2 separate regions of the Mus musculus genome follow, and region 2 is linked to region 1. The links are chromatin loops, found by intact Hi-C in ENCODE. Cell type or tissue: left cerebral cortex. All regions are shown on one strand. Each heading gives the region's core, and the rest is flanking DNA. Links, peaks and the distances in the headings are about the cores only. Region 1 has its middle 6.4 kb from the start of Gm40047. Region 2 overlaps Gm30235 (a long non-coding RNA gene).

Evidence for each region. A loop is a pair of places that touch in the nucleus more often than their neighbours do. Peaks named below come from ENCODE experiments on the same cell type or tissue, not always from the same donor. Only the 100,000 strongest peaks of a DNase experiment are listed, where the experiment ranks them.
Region 2: a loop joins it to region 1, with 2.1 times the contacts of the local background. A loop is called at or near these places in 2 of 42 quality-filtered maps.

Annotation. Positions count from the first base shown.
Region 1 is chr3:52,571,545-52,575,936 of GRCm38, forward strand. No RefSeq gene overlaps it. Among named protein-coding and RNA genes, the nearest start is that of Gm40047, 6.4 kb to the right of the region's middle. In left cerebral cortex, for the core only: no CTCF peak of the experiment used is centred there; DNase peaks (open chromatin) are centred at 1,233, 1,762, 2,484 and 3,789; H3K27ac peaks cover 506 bases.
Region 2 is chr3:52,673,295-52,677,686 of GRCm38, forward strand. All of the region lies in intron 2 of Gm30235 (a long non-coding RNA gene), which reads left to right. Among named protein-coding and RNA genes, the nearest start is that of Gm30235, 26 kb to the left of the region's middle. In left cerebral cortex, for the core only: no CTCF peak of the experiment used is centred there; DNase peaks (open chromatin) are centred at 2,491, 2,790 and 4,228.

The sequences.
Region 1 (4,392 bases), core at 111-4,110:
TGTCACATGTTCCTGTGTGCTGTGTACTGTCATTAGCCCTACAGATAAGGAAACTGAGGCCCTGAGATAAGAACTCAGATGTTCTTATTGAGAGCATTCCGAGAATCTCTGATTCCACACATAAAGCTACCTTAACTTCTCTGAGAATATAGACTCCGGCTTCCTTAGTATCACAGACTGGAACCTAGTTTTATAAACTCTTCGCAGGGGTTATCACATATTCAACAGATTTCTTGCTCAGCTAGAACGGCACCCTGTCAATTTTCCTGCTCAGGAGATAAGACTGTGTATCTGCAGGATCCATTCTCTCATGTAGACAACGAGGGCATCAACAGATCATAATTACCATCAAGACCGGGTACCCTCTCTGTGCTGTGTGGTTACACATATGAGCTCCTGGTATCTTACAACCCTGTGAAGTAAACATTATCAGTCAAATTATAGACGGGAAGACTGTATAGGTAGATGGTAAGACTTCCTTTAGCTGCTTCTGTGGTAGGTATTATCATTAATCAGTGGAGTAGCTGCAAAATGATAAAGTACATCAGAGAATAGACAGGAGTCCAGGTCTGTTTGATTCCAGGGCTTTATTTTATTTTATTTTTTTTATCATGAACCGTGACAAAAAGTGCGGGCTCAGAGCAGCTTTAGATAAAGAGAGACTAGTTTTTTCCATGGAGTATTTCATCTGATGGATTGTTTCCACTCCAATGAACTACAGCTCCAGTCCCCAATGCTACTCCAACGACACTAGGATTGAGTAGACTGCCACTTTCTGTACAGGGGTTGAATCCAGATGTTTTCTTCAGTGATGATGCCTCCATAACCAGCCAGAGACCTTAGCACAATTGACCACATTGGAGGTGTCATTGTGACCTTAGAGCCTAGCACATAGGCCCCAATTCCTGACTAAACCAGAACAAAGTCCTACCTCATCAAAGACCCAGTCCATAGTTCCAGGGTCTGGAATAGCCCCTTAAATGTACTAAAATTTTTTTTTGACTTCTTCAGTTTTGCTTCTTGCTAACTGTTCTTGTTAACTAAAGTGTGTCATCCAGGATGTGGGTTTAGTGCATAAAAGGCAAAGCATGGTGAAGTTTGGGGCTATACCATTTGGGCAAGTTTCCCACGCAGTTGTCAGCTGGCAATAGTCTTTCTATTCATCGTTAAGACCGTCTATGTGTGCTCTTTGGTGGAATTATCTTGCAACATCCCAGGCCTCCTGCCGGGACTCAGAGCACATTATTTTCTTATGCGGCACTTTTGTGTGACATAAGCAATTTAAAGGAAGAAGAGTTTATTTTGGGTAAGGATGTCAGAAGGTTCAGTCTACCATGGCAGGAACAGCTCACATTAGAGTAGAGAGGAAGTGGAGTGGAGTGGTGCAGGAAGATGTGAGTACAAGAAAAAGTCCTTCTACCTTTTACCACCTCCCCAGTGACTTCGTTCATCATCCAGTTGGTCAATAGAATAACCCATTTATTAGGTCAGAGCTCCCAATAATTTAATTATATTTGGGAGTCTCTCTCTCTCTCTCTCTCTCTCTCTCTCTCTCTCTCTCTCTCTCTCTCTCTCACACACACACACACACACACACACACACACACACACAGATAAGCTTCAATAATTCTGAGGGTGAGTTGTAATCTAATCTAGCTGACAGTCAGAATTAACCACCCCATCTGGCTCACTCCTGAGCCTCAGACAATGTTAGGCAAGCATAAAGAATGAACGGCAGCAGGTCTCGAGGCGTGTTCTGCATACATTTTCTTCTTCAGGATGTTAGCAGATGCTCATCAAGCAGGGAACAGGGTGCCCACTCTCTTACATAATGAGGCTGGACCTCTTTGCTCCTCGGAAATGTTCAATGTCCACTTTCTGCCTTCTGAACAGGAGCCTAGACGTTCTGGGTCTCCAGCCCTGAATATTACTTTGTATTTCCATTCCATTTCTGCTTCACTGTGATGCTTATTTTGGTGTTCTTGAGATGGACTATGTCTTTTCTTATTTATCCTTTGTTGTGAGGCAAGGCCTTGCTATATGTAGCCAAGGCTGGCCTGGAATTCTGGATGCTCCTGCTTCAGTCTTCCCATTGATGTGACTGTCAATGTCTACCACTGTACACTCTCTGTACACACTGTACAATGTCTACCACTCTTTTAAATTTTTCTTGATATATGTTTTACCTCTTATTGATGGGCATGTGTGCGTGGTACAGAGAACCATGCCCAAGTGAGCTCTTTGGACCACGTGTCCTAGGTCAAGTTTTGTACTGCAGAATGTTAGGGAGCTCTGTGTTCTGTGACTATCAAGAGTAGACTAGCCAGTGTCCTGCTTCCCTAATTCCTGAGGCTGAGGGCTCAGCTTGTTTGCTGCTTCTGCTTCTCGGTCTGTGAGACTCCCTTTGGAATGGGTGCCAGCGAGCCTGGAAGTGATGGGGAGGCCCCTTTAGAAGAACTAAAAGTTATTTGGGTTGCGTGGGAGGTGCGACAGCTGCTTTAGGAGGTCCTCACAGCTGAGCGTTCAAGGGATGATAGGTGTTTCTGGAAACAGGGAACGACTTCATTTCTGCTGTGCTAGAGCACTCTGAGGGGCTTGCCAAAAATCTCTTCTAAAAATGTGACTGTTAAGAACTTAATTTTCTTGGGTTGGAGAGATGACTGAGCAGTTAAAAGTATTTGTTGTTCTTCCAGAGGTCCTGAGTCCCTCAGGAAGATTCCATAAGGGTGAGGGTTATCCAGGGGATAGACAAACCTTGACAATAGGGACACTTATAGTAGATGACAAGAAGGAATCTAGACAGAGATAGGTCTTGGCAAAGGATAGAAGGGTTGGCCTTGTATAAGGAGAATTTTTTTTTTTAAAAACTAGACTTGGGATCATGGGTGCTGGTATTAGGAAGACACAACTTTCCATGGCTGTCAGAACACACCTGCCCTCGGGAGTCTGGGATGCATCCAACCTCCGCTGGCTAAGGACTGCAAGAGAGTCTGGCTCAAGTCTCGCCTGGATGTAGAGGTCAAAGACCTCACTCCGGAGAGAGAAAGGATTGCATGCAGGCAAAGAGTAACTCTGGGCTCCCAGCTATGCACATATTGGATAGCCATAAATAGCCTTGATCCGCACTTGAACTTGTCTGCCTAGAACTTGTTCTTCATTCTGTTCTCTACTCAAAAGTCACTTCCCCGTGGACTAGCCTGGGGCTATTCCTTCTTGCCTCTTGATGCCAGATGAAGAACAACATGAGCACTTGTTGCCTGCCTGTCCTCTCCGGACAACGAGTTCAGGGAGGATGGGGCTGCCTCTTTCTGACCCTTCTCTGTCACCATGTAGTCTCTCCCACTTCCATTAAGGAACAGCCTTGTCTGTTGGAAGAATGAGTAAATGAGCCTCAGCAAAGACCTTCAAGACTTCAGCCAGCTGACTAGAAACTGTGACTTCTGCAAGTTCAAAAACTCTCTGCAGTTTTAAGCTCGTCTCTTGATCTCAGTCAAAATAAAAGGGTTGTAGAGATGAAAAAAAGTGATATGGGAATATTCAAAAAGCAGATCAGCACCCCCATGCCATTTGGGGCTGGCTGTACTGCAAACATGAAATGCACTTTGAACATGGTCATCTGATGAAGCTGACAGAAGGGAGGCATCGAGCTATGCTCCCTGCAATATCACCCTTGAGCATATATGCTTGCCTGCTGCCTAGGATTCTGCCAGTCTAGCTATGCTCAGGTGGAGGTGATGGTAATGATGCAGGTGACTGTGCCATTACATCTTCGAGGAACGATCTCCTTGATACGGTGGCAGCAGAGCACGTCAAAGTGAATGCAGAATTCAGGTCGGCTAGGAGCAGTCGCTATGCTGGGAGAGTTCTTTGTTTCTCTCTGGCATGTGGGTGCACAGCCTTTGATGTTAGAATTTTGGCTCATTAATAACTAATTTACATTTCCCAGACAGCAAATTGTGATCTGACACAAATTTATAAAAGAACTCCAAATGGTGAAACTCTTTTATACAATGAATCCTTTGTGGGCTTTCCTCCCTCCTTCCCTCTCCCTCTCCCTCCCTCTCTCTCTCTCTCTCTCTCTCTCTCTCTCTTTCTTTCTAACTTAAGGAGTTTGTGATTAAAATTTTAATGCAATCATTGAAGTCTCCCGGGCTACTTGAAAATAAAGTACCATCGTATTTCCTCATTCTCAGAGATCATGACAACTGGCTGTTCCCCAGTAGATGCTGTAAATGTTACAACTGCTTTTTCATCTGCTCTGAGCCTCAGATAAAATAGGATGTCCTCAGAGAGCCAGAGGGATGGCCCAGTAGAGAGGCTAGAGGCAGTGACAAACAGTGATGGAACTTTGTTCTTTGACTTTGGTGATCTGCAGGTTACGAGATCAGTAGA
Region 2 (4,392 bases), core at 292-4,291, 100 kb after region 1:
AGAATGACTGACTGTCTGGGTGTGCCTGTGAGTTTCGAATTCAGCATGACTGACATTTTAAATAAAAATCACCTAGCCTGGTTTACCATATGTCTGAAGAAAATACTGGAAAAATGTAGTGCAGATCTTTGCAATTCCCTTTGGAACAAATGCATCTGCTGTCTTGTCTCCGAGATATTTATTTCTTCTTATTTTAAGTGTGCCCCGTGCCACCCTTCCAGATGTGTGTCAGAGGCACAAGTAAGAAATGAAAAATAACTTCTCAATTATTTGAACATGCAGCAGATACGGGGCTTTAGAAAATAAGAACAGAAAATTCCAGAAAATACGGGTGAAATACCGATGTCTCAGGTGTTGGAACCCACCTTCAGGGGTTCGGAGATATTATCTTGGCATCCAGCTATGTCATCTGGGAAGCTGTGATCCCAAACAGTGAGGGAGCCTGGTTCTCTCATCTTGACAAGGACAACAAGAGGAGGTAGAAAATAAATGCAGATCAATAAAGTAAAGTAGAAGCTGCTCATGGAGGCTGGCCCCGCCCCAGCTCCCGGAAGCTAGGGAGTGAGACCAGGAAATGCTTCTCCCTGGCTGTAGGTGCAGCAAGCCCCAGCTCCCTTTACTCCATCAAAGCCACGTGATTAGAAGGCACAGCCCTCACTTTGTTGCCTCCTCGGATGTGGAGCCTGCTTGACCACAGCTAGCCTCCAGCTGCTCTGGTCTCCCAGCAGCTTTGAAACATCCTGGCTTCCCGTGTAACCTAGAGGTGGGTATCCAGGGGCCAGGCTCTCAGTGTTCCTGGAGGCCTCGAGGACTCTGAGGGCCCTCCACACTGCCTGCATCACTCAGTAGATATACCCATCCAATCACACTAGTTGTCATGAAGTTGGAGCTGGTGCCACCCTGACTTGGTCAGTCAGTGTCTTTTGAGGAGTTCGGAAAAGCCGATTCAGTCAATATACTGAGGCAGGCACTCTACTGCTGAACCTTAGGCCAGTATCTTTGTCCTCCTCAGATTTGATGAGCCACTCAAACCACAAAGCCACCTTACCATGGACTCTTCCAATAATGTCACTAGTAGGCTTAAGGACTCAAAGACTAGCAGTTTGTCAGTATGGCTTAGCTTCTGCCTATCTCCAGTGCTGATACTTGTGGCAACTGGTGGCAACGACCCAGAAGTCTTGAGTCCTGGTTCTTGGAGCTATTCTTTCCTCCAACAGAGCCTATTTCCCTATTTGTAGCTCACTATCAGATTGGATTAAGGCCCACTCTAACAGTCTCACTCTAAAGGTTTGCCTCTGAGCTCAGTAGTTCTCTGGAGTTCTGGGAGTTAAAAGCTTCAACGCTGGACTCCTGTGTGACAAAATTCAGCCATAGCGGCCTGCTTATACTTCAGTGGTCTGAAGTCTATGTCCTAACTTGAGGGGGATGGGGTGGGGATTGCAAAGGTCCAGGAAATTACTGACTACACTGGGAATCAAGAAGAGGCTAGGCCCTCTGGCCGCTCCTGTGGGCGTGGCCAGGAGTTCACCTGGAGGCAGGGTCCCCTACCTGTTTCTTTCTTCTCCTTTAAGGGAGGTGAATGGGACTCTCTTCAGTGGTCCCTAGAAATGGCAAACGGATTAAAGGGTAATCCCAGCACTCGAGGCAGAGGCAGAGGCAGGCGGGTTTCTGAGTTCGAGGCCAGCCTGGTCTACAGAGTGAGTCCAGGACAGCCAGGGCTACACAGAGAAAACCTGTCTCGAAAAACCAAAAAAAAGAAGGCAAATGGAACTCGAATCCGCAAATTCTCTGTGGCTGTTTCTTTTTACCTCCTTTATGTGTATTGAAGGCTCATGCCTGATTGTTGGCAGTTTCTCTTTACACTGGCAATCAATTACCTAATCACAAGGGTAGTTACCGTTTATTGAATTCCTGACGTGTTTTGTGTCCCGCTGGTGCTAAGATCTTAGTGTAAATGTTTACCAGTCTCGACAACAGTTCAATCAGGTCATTATTATTACTCTCACATTACAGGTAGGAAAAGGAAGACTACGTACGGGAGGCTAACAGAACATAGCCAGGGATTAGGGAAATCCAAAACTGAACATAGGTCTACGTGATAAACACACATTATTGGAATAACTGGAGGGATCTGAGTGCCGAATTGTTATTAGATAACGATATAGTGTTACAGCTAAGTATCCCGAGTGTGGTTATGGCATTGTGGTCATTGAGGAGAATATTGATGTTCTTAGGAGAGTCATGCTGACCGGCTCAGCTGGGAGAGGTCCCAACATCTGTTAAAATACTCAACTAGTTCATTCAGCAAATTAACAAGCGTGTGGGTGTGCCCGCACAAATGCACAGTGGATAAGCAGATGAGACTTTAAAATAATGAGCATTCTCTATATGCTGACTGTCATTTTTCTGTAGCTTTGAAAGTTTTCAAAATATGAACATTGCATGGAGCCAGGTTCACACAGTAGAGCATGCTGACAATCCCAGCCCTCAGAAGGCAGTGGTGGGAGGATTTTGAGTTCCACAACAGTCTATGTTACATAACAAGCTCAGAGCCATCTTGGGTGGCATAGTGACACTGGCTTTATAAACCTAAGGGCTGGAGATGTAGCGAGGGGCTAGAGCACCCTCCCAGCATGTGTGAGGCCCTGGCAGAGCCTCAGGGCACAGAGTTGTAGGGTGAACGGCTCTGACACAACCCATAGACTCACAGAAGCAGTGACACATAGCACATGCACCAGCCTGGGGTCTAGCGTGTCATGCCGTCGTCCCTCATTTGGGCTCTGGGTCAAAGTCTTTACTGATGTGTGAGTCTTTCTCCTACTGCCCAGGCGTATGCCAGCCAACCACACAGAGCCCATCCGTTTGCCAACTGTGTCTCCAGTTATTGCCTTGGAGTTTTTCACGAGCTCAAATGTAAGGGTTAGCACATGTAGCAGATGAAAGCACAGAGTGCCCGGTGAGTTAGAACTTCAAATGAGAAAATTACTTTGAATTTTAAGAAGGTGTTCAATGCTTCAATGGGACATAATTCTATTAAAGATTGATCATTGTTAATATTAAATTTAAATATAATTTGGTATTCTGTATATAACCTATTAGTAGTTGACCTGTGATTCAGTATCCTACACGAGAGACCATGGTTCCCTATGAAGACTGAATTTTAGGAGCAAAATAGAGTATTAGACATCTCTGCCCCTCCCCTGCAACACACAAACATACATACACCCAGAGGTTTGCTAACTGCAGTGACCCTGGATCTTCTGTTTTCTAGCAGTTAACTGAACAGGAAGGGATGGGCAGATACAGGGAGGAAAAATGCCTTAGAGACTTACCAAGGCTGGGGTTGACCTTTGCCCACCTACACACATAGATGTGCAGGGCTGCTGCACAGCCTTTCATACAGCCAATGACTGCATGGCGCAGACGAGGAGCTGATCTGGTAGTTTCGATCCTAGCTTTCCTCCTCACTGTGTGCACTCTCCTCACCTGTATAATCTAGAAGACAACCGTACCCTTCTGATAGAGGATTAATAGGTCAATATTTGCTAAGTGCTGGGGATGGTGTCCAGTGCATGGTCAGCCCTGTATAAGTATTTGTCCAATAAACAATCTATTGATAGAGAATGTTCAGATTTCTATGGGGTAGGCCTATTAGTCTAAGATTCCCCAGGACCTTAAGTAGCTCTGACTTGGTGGGGGGCGGGGCCCAGACTTTGGTAACCTTGCGCAGACTCCATTCTATGGGTCCATTTCTTTCTGAGTTCTTGGAGTGAAGGAAGTCTCAGAAGTGATATACAGGCAGGAAGGGTGGCAGCCTGCAAGAGTGACTCTATCCCCGTGACACAGCTGGTTATTTGTTATTGGTGCTTAGGGTAGAGATGTTGAGTACTAAGAAGTCTTAGTGTGGTCTGCTTTGGGAACAGCGCTTGACCTATTCCATTACTGTGACACTGTATTTGTAGTGTTCTCTTCTGATCTCCGACGCCTCTGTTCTCCCACTCGGAGCCTCATTTCTTTCCCTTTACATAGCTTTATGTCTTGTCTCACGATTCCACCCCCCCCCCCCTGCTCTCATTTAAATTCCTTCATCCACTTTTGGTTTCGAAAAGGAAACCATCACTCACAGAGTGTCTGGTGTTACAGTGGTGGGAGAGGTTGGCTGGCACCTCAGCCAGCCACACAAGAAAACATTCCTGAGCCTGGTCATCTCCGAGGAGACGAGACTCCAGATGCTGGCACAGGGTGCTGCAGTGACTCACAGTAATAGTTCTCCGGAGCAGATTTCCAAAAGCACAATGCCAAGTCAGAGCCATGTCTCTTGTACATCCTCTCCAGTCCTTGCAGGCAAATTATATGAAACGTTAAACGATTGAGTCACAACTAGGAAAGCCA